Regions from separate parts of the Homo sapiens genome. Here region 1 is linked to region 2. A link is a contact called in ENCODE Hi-C or POLR2A ChIA-PET data. All regions are on one chromosome and are shown on one strand. The core of a region is the stretch at or near the end of the contact, and the rest is flanking DNA. Distances in the headings are between cores, read along the strand shown.

Evidence for each region. A loop is a pair of places that touch in the nucleus more often than their neighbours do. ChIA-PET counts read pairs that join two places held with the same protein, here RNA polymerase II (POLR2A). Pooled maps may share reads with other maps.
Region 1: a loop to region 2 is called in a map of posterior vena cava, with 7 times the contacts of the local background. The contact joins two enhancer-like sites. A Hi-C loop is called at or near these places in 5 of 168 maps with a recorded cell type or tissue (breast epithelium, heart right ventricle, mammary epithelial cell and 2 more), 7 of 37 single-sample maps with no recorded cell type and 6 of 50 pooled maps. POLR2A ChIA-PET finds 5 or more read pairs at or near these places in 7 of 52 experiments (GM10248, GM12878, MCF 10A and 4 more).

Annotation. Positions count from the first base shown.
Region 1 is chr9:133,942,501-133,947,362 of GRCh38, forward strand. All of the region lies in intron 1 of VAV2 (vav guanine nucleotide exchange factor 2), which reads right to left. Among named protein-coding and RNA genes, the nearest start is that of VAV2, 47 kb to the right of the region's middle. RefSeq lists enhancers at 1,837-2,690, 2,730-2,779, 3,440-3,549. Within about 2 kb of position 2,956, at least 8 of the 41 ENCODE cell types and tissues checked have a DNase peak (open chromatin) inside an H3K27ac peak, as active enhancers do; they include OCI-LY7, where a contact is called at or near this core.
Region 2 is chr9:133,977,728-133,983,080 of GRCh38, forward strand. The region is part of intron 1 of VAV2 (vav guanine nucleotide exchange factor 2); the gene reads right to left. Among named protein-coding and RNA genes, the nearest start is that of VAV2, 12 kb to the right of the region's middle. RefSeq lists enhancers at 952-1,469, 1,983-2,032, 1,986-2,501. Within about 2 kb of position 2,049, at least 13 of the 41 ENCODE cell types and tissues checked have a DNase peak (open chromatin) inside an H3K27ac peak, as active enhancers do; they include OCI-LY7, where a contact is called at or near this core.

The sequences.
Region 1 (4,862 bases), core at 1,706-4,205, 34 kb before region 2:
GCTACGCCCTCTCGCTCATCTGCGCGGCTGCATGTGCTGCAGCTTCCAGCCTGGCGTGACTATTTTTTGAATATGGCTTGTCTGTAATTTCCACTAAGCATTTATTTTCATTCTTCCTCAGCCTCCCAAGTTTAGAGTTAATTACACAGATCCCAACCATAATCACAGCCGGCCAGGCCCAGGCTTCCTTTCGGGCACAGGATGGGCCCAGCGCACCCCTTTCCCATGGGCCCAGCAACTGCTGTGCCTGGCCCGGCCCCACCCGTGGCCACTCTGGCCACCCTAACCTTTAAGAAGTCCTCCTGGTGCAGCTCTGGGCCCAACCCAGGGTGGTCTCTGCAAAACTGAGCCACACAGGCTGATGCAGATGGCAGGGACAGGGACTGCACGGACGGGGATGGCAGAGACCGGGACAAAGCCTGGGGGCCACGTCAGGCTCCACCTCGAGGGAGGCCACACACGGCCCGGCCTCCCTTCAGGGAGCATTTCCTGTGCTTTCTACAGTTCATCCCATTTTCCACAAAGGGAAACTGAGGCACAGAGAGTTAAGGACGTGGGCACCTGACCAGAGGGCGGCAGCGCCAAGAATGAAGCCATGTCGACATCGGCCAGGGCAAAGGCCCTCTGAGAGGACGGGCGTGTGGGCAGGCACCAGGTCCCTCCTGCCATCCCTGTACCCCTTTCCTCAGTGGCCTGGTTTGCAAGGTCTGTGGTCGCTCTGGAGCCAATCAGAGCCTCAAGGTCCAGGTTCTAGACAGAGACCCTGACGGTTGGCAGGGACCGGACCCAAGGCTGAGGTTGCTGCAGGTGCATCATGGCCACAGGGGCCCACTGAGGACACAGGCCGAGGGACAGTGGCAAAGGGAGGCCCAGATGGTGGTCAGCGCCAGGTGAAAAGTCCCCTGTCCACGCCCAAGCTATGAAGGCTGGCTTCAGCTGTCACCTGTGGCTGCAGGAGCAAGCGGCATTCTTCTCTCTCATTGATCCAACCTGGCCTTCGGGACCCCCCACAAAGGCAGCCACTGCTTCCCCCAGCATCCTGGACTTTAAGTCCAGCTGAGTGGCCACAGCAAGGGTCTGTCCCCAGAAAACAAGCCCTGTGACAAGGGTCCCAGGGCTGAGTGCCCTCTCCCCCAGGCTGGCGGCTATGGGGTCCCCACTGTGTTTGTTTAGGGCACTCTGAGGGGGCATGGGCTACCCCACCTCCTGCTCCCCACAGCCCCAGACTGCAGGGAGGGCTCCCGCCCCTGGGCCCCAAGAATCCCTTGTCCAGGCTCTGGCGCTGCAATGAGAGGCAGCGTGTAGTGTGCCCTGGAAACGTCAGCCCCTTTCTCTCCGGCCCATTCATCGGCAGCCGCAGATCTAATCAGGCTGAAATCGGATTAGTGTGGTGACACAGGCTCCATGCCCAGTCGCCCACCTCCCCAGGTTCAGCTGCACTGTCCTTCAGCTCTTGCAAGGCGCCAGGGCGGGGTGTCACAGACAGGAGAGGCGGCGCAGGGCCGGAGAGCCAAGACCCCAGAGCCAGGAGCCCAGGTCTGAGCCACAGGTGAGGCCCGAGGGCATCCTGGATGGCAAGCTTCACCGGCCAAGCTCACATGCTCACAGGACAGTCACGTCTCTTTAGGGTCTCTGAAACAATCTATTGTGATGGGGACACAATGGCAGGGACAGGCCTCTCTGCCCTGCAGAACCCACGGCAGCCCACCGAGAGCAGGGGCGCCCTTCAGCCTATGTGGGCCCTTCCACTGCCCCTTACTGGCAACGGGTCACCGGCAGTGCTGGAGTGGGAAACAGGACAGGCCTGCCTCGCCCTCCAGAGCTGGCATCTAGCCGGCATGACCTGAGAGGGGTACAAAAGGGGAAACTAAGCCGGGGGAGGCAAATCCACTTGCCTGAGTCACATAGCCAGCAGGCCTCAGCTGGGGAGCTGCAGTTTGAACACAGGTGGCTTGGCCATCGACCCCTGGGCAATGGTGATGGAGTAATAGCAGAGCCTGACAATGACCACAGGCAGGGAGGATGCTGACGTGCACAACAGCCAACTCACTCACCACCTGCAGAGCCTGTGAGGTGTGCACTGGCCCACTGCACAGACAGACAACCAAGCTCCAAGCAGTGAGCTCATGGGTAGGCCCAGGATTCAGGGGCAAATGGAGTGGCCGGGATGCAAAAGGGCAGCAGGCCCCCGCCTAAGGGGATGCAAGAAAGTCCTGTCTCGCCAAGGACGGCAGCACAAGGCCTGCGTCGTCAAGGCAGGTGCCACACTGTCTCAGGGGCTGACTCCTGGGCCCCAGCTGGACCATGCAGGAGGAGCGTGGGGCCGGGCTGACCTTTATGGGAGGTGACCCTCGCTGCTCCCTCCTCCCAGGAGAGCTCGGGCAAGTCTCCTCATGTGCACAGTGAGGCTCTGGCACAGAGCTCCAGGCCCTTCCGGCCAAGACTGGCTACGCGTCTCGGTGCGCTGACTCACAGTGATTATAGGCGCTCCACGGCCGCCAGGTTTTCCAGAAGGCCAGGCACTGGGCTAAGAGCTCCCTTGAGTCACTGCAGCAATTCCTAATTTACAGATGAGGAAACTGAGGTTTCAGGAGGTCAGCTGGCCTGCCCAAGGTCACTAGCAAGGATGTAACTGAGCTAACAATGGATCTGGGATGGTTTGACCCCCAAGGCCAGACTGCTGGCCTCTAAGCTATCCTGTCTATGGGTTTCTGGGCAGGGAAATCCCATTATTTTTTCTTTTTTAAAATGACAACAGTACTTTGACAAAAACTCAGTCTGTTCAGAGGAGATGGGGAGGCACTGAGTGTAGGAGCCCGGCCTTTGGGCTTGAGGGGCAGGCCCCACCCACAGAAACCAAGGCTTAGGAATGGGGCCAGAGAGGAGGGGGCTGACCTGATTGATCGGCACATAATAACTAACTAGCACGCATGCGCCATTTCACAGCCCACTAGCACTTTCACATCCACATTTGCTCCGTCAGATGTGGAAATGGAGGCCCCAGAAGGCAGGTGACCCGCGATCTGAACCCAGGCCCGGTTCCTCTCAGGATGCCCCCAGCCTCTGGCAGGCCCATGCCCGGGAAAGTCCCTTTGGCTGCCCCACCAGGAAGGTCAGGGGCCCGGGTGTCCTCAGTCCCAGGAGTGGCACTCAGCTGGGGGTGGGGTCCTGCAGGGAAAGCCCCAAGCTGGGGTCTCCAGATCGCCTGGCCCAACCTTCCCCATCCATGTAGATCGTCACCAACAGGCAGGGCTCCTCCCAGGTCTCTGGCTGGCATCCCTGAACCACCGACTCCTGTCCTGCACAGTCCTACCTCCCCCTGGCCTCTTGCACACAACCACATTCCAGTGCAGACCCCACAGCAGGTGCTCCAGGTGGGGACAACCCAGGCCTGCTCCCACTCAACAGCCACACAGCTTCTCTGTACCTCAGTTTCTCAATCTGTAAAATGGGCAAGGAGAACCCTGCCCTCTGACTCCCACGATGCTGGGACTCTCACTCAAAGAGACTGTACTGAGGCCATCTCACTGGGGAAGTCCAGAAGTCCCCTGAGACATTGGTCACTGGGAGAGCTGGCAGGGGGGTTGGGGTGCCACAGTTAGCTGGAGCTGAGGAGCAGCCACAGTGCACGAGAACCTGGGCCCTTCATCACCATGGTCCCACCCTGGAGCTGTTAGCCCGCCACCCCGCTGGCCTTTAGTTCGCAGCAGAGCTCCTCAAGGCAGCTGCCAGGGACTGGGGGAGGGACACAGGCCGACAAGGGACTTCTGGGGCCTGGCCTCAGGCTCTCTGCTCATGGCCAGAGCAGCCCAGCAACTGGGAGGTGAAGACCCCCACCCCATGTGCTCCTTGCTGCAAAAGGGAACCTGGGCACCACAGCCCTGAAAGCAACAGGGCACCACAGCTTCTGGGCCTCAGGAGAACAGGCACTCTCTTTTCAAGCCTCTGGGTCTTTCTGAGCAAGCTGGGGGTCTCCATGTGCAGCCTCCACGCCCTGCGGCAAAGGCTCCAGGAAGTACCCACAGACATAGATAGACATAGTGCGTTTTCTTGAAATACTTCAACAAGTGTCACTAACACTGCGCTTAGCAGAGACCGATTGCACGCCTGGCTGCTCTGCTTCCAGCTGGAGTGGTGCTGACTCCCTGGGGCCACAATGCTGCGTCGTGCTGATCAGAAGCTCTGACTGGCAGCTGAGGATGTCTTTGATCAATAAAAAAATGGGAAAACAAATTAATTTCCTGTTTTATTTATGCCATGCTCATTCCAAAAACCACTTAAAATAGCTTGATTACTATTCAACAGATGCAGCTTGATGGAATGGATCAAATTTGGGGCCCATCAGGTAGATAAACAGGTGACCCTGGGTGACAGGCTGGCCAGGTGCTCACGGAGACAGGAGCTGACGCCGTTTGCTCCCTCTGGGTCCCAAATGCCCTGGACAATGCCTAGCCCATCACACGGGCTCAGTATCTGGTAGACGAACAAATGAACCAATGAATTAATGAATGAACAAATGAATGAATGTCTAGGAAGCACTCTTAGGTGTCCTCTGACTGCTGACACCTCTCAAAGGGCCCTGCTTTCTCCTCAAGCAGCAGAGAGTCCACGATGCCTTCCAAGACGTCAGGGGCCCCCAAGGACAGCCACTGCTGCTTAGGTGGCAACCTCGCTTCCAGAAGCATCTCTTCCGAAAACAAGCAAGCAGGTGAAAGGTAGGGTCTGGCCTCGACCCCTTATTCCTGCACACATCAATGTCACCTGCACAACTCTACACACCACCCCACCAGGGACCCATTAGCTGGTCAGATCCAATAACCACTCTAGCAGGGGGCGGGGGTGGTCCCTTATCACCCATTTTA
Region 2 (5,353 bases), core at 799-3,298:
TGCCGGACGCCAACCACAGACACGCCAGAGAACAGAACAAGGCAGAAAAACCAAAACATAGGCCTCAAAACTCGGGGGAGCAGCCGAGGTCAAGGGGGCAGCACCTGAGTCAGGAAGGCCACGCCAAGTCCAGGTGGCTCAGTACCTCAGGCCTCTGCCCCTCAGCTGGCAAAGGGGATGGGGCGTCCACCTGCCCTGGGGCACGCAGCTCCCACGCCCCCTGCCTCTGGAGATGTCCTACGTGTATGCGTCCACCTGCCCTAGGGCACGCAGCTCCCACGCCCCCTGCCTCTGGAGATGTCCTACGTGTATGAGACAAATGTGATGATCCCAGAAATGTGGCTGAAAACTGGACACACATTCAAGACCAGGAGCGGGGAGGCACACGGTGTTCGAGGGTGAGGCCAGGACAGGCAGGGCTGGGCAGGGCTGGGGAAACTGCCCTCCCTGGCCCGCCGGCCAGAGGATGCTGGTCCCAGGGTCCACTAGGAGGATCTCACTGCCACCTCCTCCATTGCAGGCTGGGGGACCCTCTCCTACTCCAGCCACTGCAGAAAGGATCCCCCTGTGGAAGGATGACCCTGGAGGCAGCCAACACAGCATTTTTTAAAGTCCTTAACAACAGAAGACAGGCAGGCACCCCCTCCCCACCCCTATGCAGATTTCAAAGAACACAGGGCTGGGAGGCCTTGAGGAAACTTGGAGACGGGCTCCCCAATCCTGGGAAGGCCACAGCCCGCAAGCACCTGGCGGGTCACGGAAAGATACCGCGTGTTCGCGCTGCCTTTGAACCCAAAAGTACAAAACAAACCAACAGAAATACTGATGACTTCAGGGCCAAGCTGGCCTAGGGGACAAGGAGTAGGTCTGTGAGAATGATTTGTCTTCATCCTTACACAAACTCTGTAAAGACTGACAGATGAACCCCACAAAACAGAAACACTGTTTCCAGCAGCATCAGGATTGCAAAACCTGCAGCTGCCAGGCAGCAGGAGACCTAACTCAGGGGCGCAGCCGCTCAGTCTGGCCCAAAGTTCAAGCTCCCACTGCCCAGTCCTGTCCCCTCCACGGTCCTGTATTTGTCATTCTTGTTTATCTTTTGGATTCAGAAGCCAAACAGCGTCCCCAGCTCCAGGCAAAGAGTCCTTCAGAACACGAAGCTTCAGGGGACCAAAAACCGGGCACCTGAGCCTGGGGCTGGCCCCGGTGAAGAAGGGGGCTCATCAGAGCTGAGGGGGTCAGGGCAGGGGAGTTCGCTGGGTTTAGGGTCTCCTCCAGCCAGCTCCTGACCCCAGTGTGAGAGCAGGTCTGCAGGTCCCGGAGCGCCCACCCCAGCCGCGTCAAGTGGGCACATGGGGAGGGGCACTGAGGCTTCGGAAGAGCTTTCGTGCCAGGGGTGGTGGTGTCGGAGAGGCGAGCTCATGGCTCCACCCTGCAGGGGCTGGGAGACATGTCCGCCGAGCACTTCCCACTTGCCAGGCACCGGGCTGACAGCCGGGTCCTCGGCCAACCCTTGGGAGGGGCTCCTAAAATACCCCCTTTGACAGCGGAGAATGCAGGGTCCAGAGAGGCGCCACGGGTCTGCCACGAGGTGCTGAGCCAGGATCTGAACGCGGCTGTCAGAGGCTCAACGCTGTGTGTGCGGTCTCCACCCTAGGAATGTGTCGGCCGCTCAGTGCCCAACCACACACGAAGCCAGGCCCAGAGGAGATGGGTCCCCAGGCAGGGGCTGCATGAGGACGGCTCGGCTCCCAGGGCAGCAGGAAGGAGCGGACGCCGCAGCCGTCCGGAACTCGGACAGAGGATGTTGACAGGGAGGGAGGACAAGCAAATGAAGACTTCCTGCAGCAGAGACACAGAGCCCGGAGCCACGGCCGCCGGCAGGACAGGCAGCCAGGCACTAATCCGGGCCCGGCCCCGCCTCCGGCCATGTCCCAGAGCCCCACCACTGACCTCTGGCCCACGAGGACCTCCTGCTGTCAGCCTGCTGACTTTGCCAGGGCCCCGAGCTCCCCAACAGGCCCCAGCTGAACTCACTCAGCTGAAACGGCATTCGGGGAGCACAGGTGCTAGTGGTGAGGGGAAGGCGGCGCCAGCTGCGCACCCCACCGCCCTGTCACCTCATCAGGGAGCCTGCCGGCGTCACCTGAAGGCAGCCCTGCCTTCTGCCTGCCTTCTCTCTCTCATCTGAAAGTGCCATCTTCCTCTCTCCATTCATCCTTATTCTGTGCCCCCTCCAGAAAGCCAGCAACACCAAGCACAGGGTTTCTGCCTCTGCGGCTCAATGCCACGAGCCAGTGCGCGACACACAGAGTAGGGTGGAGAACAGGCTGGGCCACCAGCCACCCGGGAGCAGGAGGCCCAGGACCGGAAGCCATGTGGCCAGAGGGCAGAGCTGGTCAGCCCTGGGGCCATCTCTGGACTCAGGCACCTGGTTCTCTGTCTCCCAACCTCCCACCAACCCAAGGGGCCATTTTGCCGGTGGAGGGGGGAAGTGAATGGCGCTCCAGAGGCAAGAGACCTGCACGGGCTGGCACGAGGCCTCAACCCCCACACAGCTGCATGACCTCAGACTGGCCCGTCACCTGTCCCTCCTTCATCCATTAACCAGGGCAGAGCCGCCCCCACCTGGTGCTGCCCAGAGTCTTCCAAGGACCAGGGGAGGTGCCAGTGCTGGGCGGTCCTGAAACAAACCCACCCAGAATAGAGAAAGGGCATGTGTCAGGGCAGAGGGGCCCTGGCAACAAGATCTTTCCCCAGGGCACTGGGGTGCTGCCCCCGACCCTGACACCGCAGAGGCTGATCATCACCCAGCTGCCCGACCAGCCATGGGGCATGGCCACCTCTCTGGAACCTTCTATCACGCATCTCCCTGGGTCTCAGACTCATCATCTGCTGCAGGGAAACACCATCCCCTGCAAGGCAGAGGGAAGAACACCAAGCAGGTGGCCCAGTGCCAGCCAGGTCGAGCTCTGCAGTGAGCGGCAGCCGCTGCCTTATGTCTCTACTCATCAGAGCTGGTGGCATGCAGCTTCCTCTGCCCCAACTGCTGCTGGAACGCAGATTTCAAAAACTGCAACACCCCTTCCAGCAATGATCCAGGATGAAGCACTGTGGCAGCGCCTCCAGTCTGTGGCCACACAGAGCCCTCTCTGTAGAACAACCACCTGTCTCCAACCCTTAGCTACCAAAAGCCATCTACTTTTCAGGGCATCTCAAGTACCACCTCCTCCGGGAAGCTCTCCGCCATCACCCTGCCCCCAGGGATCTAAATACCTCATTTGCTGAGGACTAGCACAGCTTGCTGTTGACCCTGCCAACAGCAAAGCCTGCACGTGCCCCATCTTCGCCCAGTCAAACCCAGGAGGCCCTGGGGAGAAGCAGGAGACGGGGTGAGGCCCCTTCTTCAGCGTCCCGTGTTGCCAGCAGGTTTTCCTCACTCATGGTCCTCATGTGAGTATTAACAGCTCCCTTCCCCATCTCAGACTTAGGTGTTGTAGGACCATCTGGCTCACCTGATTCTGCTTGCCCCAGAATGCCTCCTTCTGCAGACAGGCACTAGTGACCACGACCACACCCCCCACTATACCCGTGCAGTGTCCAGGTGCGCCCAGCAGCGCGCCCAGGGCTTCACCTTCCACTTGGCGGCGAGAGGGGAGGGGAAGAGAGGTGGGTAGTGAGGCGGCAGTCTCAGGAAGAGAGCCACTCCCTCAGGCCGCCCGCTGCACTCTGCTCTGATGCTGAGGGAGGGCAGGCGGCGGGTGAGGGCCGGTGCCCTTCACTGGGAGTGAGCCGCCGGGCTCGGGGTGAGGGTGCCGAGTCCTGAGGCTCAGTGGGCCCTGCTGTGGGGTAGAAACTGCGCTGGGCGCCAGACACACACTTTTTGCACCAAATCTTTCCAAGAGTCTGCAAGGTGGCCACCGTCATCCCATTTCAGACAAGGAGGTTGAGCTCGAGGGACACGGCCACCAAGAAGATGCTATGTGTGGCCAAGCGAGTGTGGTCCCCACTGCCGCCCCTGCGGGCCACTCATCGTGTTTCCAAGCATTTCCAAGGATCTCTTTCTGGCAGTGTCATTCCAGACACGAGGAGCCCGGCCTCTGTCAGGAAAATGGGGCTGAGAGCAAAGCCCCCTCTAGACTGCCCCAAGGGCGGGGGTGGGGGTCATGGAGGCGCTCAGCCCGCTTCCTGGCACGAAGAGGGCCTGGGAGAAAGCTTTGCTCTTACTGAGCACTTGCTGTTGGACCAGCCCCTGCCAAAGGCTTTAGATACAAATGGAACAGTAAATGCAACAAACTGTGCGACCCGGAAGGGGAAAGCCCGGGGGACCAAGAGCCCTTGTCAGGGGACTCGAGCAGGCCTGGGGGCAGGAAAGGCTTCCCAGGACAGGCCTCTAAGCAGATGGCAGCAGTGAGCCAGGCAAGAAGGTTCCCCTCCAGGGAACTGCAGGGGAAAGGCCCTGAACTGGGAGGCACAGGAAGGTGGCCAGTGTGCCTGAGGCTGGGGCACCGAAGGCCAGGGAGACTCGGCAGGGGCGACGGCCGGCCGGCAGGAGGGTGCCTCCAGGGCAGGAGCACCAAACTGTGCATGGCTGCAGCACACGTGGCCGCAGACTAGGCTTGTGGGGCAGGAGGCCGCAAGAGGGGCACCTGGGACGGGGCACGGCCAACCAGGCTGGCAGGGCAGGAGGCCACAAGAGGGGACCTAGGACGGGGCATGGCAGACTCTGGCTGGCAGGGCAGGAGGCCCCAAGAGGGGGCCTAGGATGGGGCGCGGCAGACTGGCTGGAGGGGCAGGAGGCCACAAGAGGGGACCTAGGACAGGGCGCAGGAGTCTCTGGCTGGCGGGGCAGGAGGGCGCGGCAGACTCCGGCTGCCGCCTGGTTTTGGAGGGCTGGCCGCTGTGCTTTGCAGGGCCCACCACCTGGTTTTGCAGGGCGCGCCGCCTGGTTTTGGAGGCCCCACTGCCTGGTTTCATAGGGCCCGCCGCCTGGTTTTGTACATCCTGCAAGCTAAGAAAGGTTTTTACGTTTTTAAATGGTTGAGCAGGGTGGTGGGGGAAGCGTAAGAGTAATATTTCATGATATGTGAAAATGATAACACATTTCAAATTTCATTCTACAAAAATAAATTTCATGGGAGCATTGCCACGCTCCTCCGTTTACAGACCACCCAGGGCTGCTGTCGTGCTGCAAGGGGAGAGTTGCGTAGTCGTGACAGAGACCGTCTGGCTCAAGAAACCTAAAATATTTACCATCCAGGCCTGCGCTGGAACATCTGCCGCCACCTGCTCTAGGAGAGAGACGGCAGTGGCCGGGCTGGGACACCGGCAGAGAAGGAAGTGACTTCAGGGG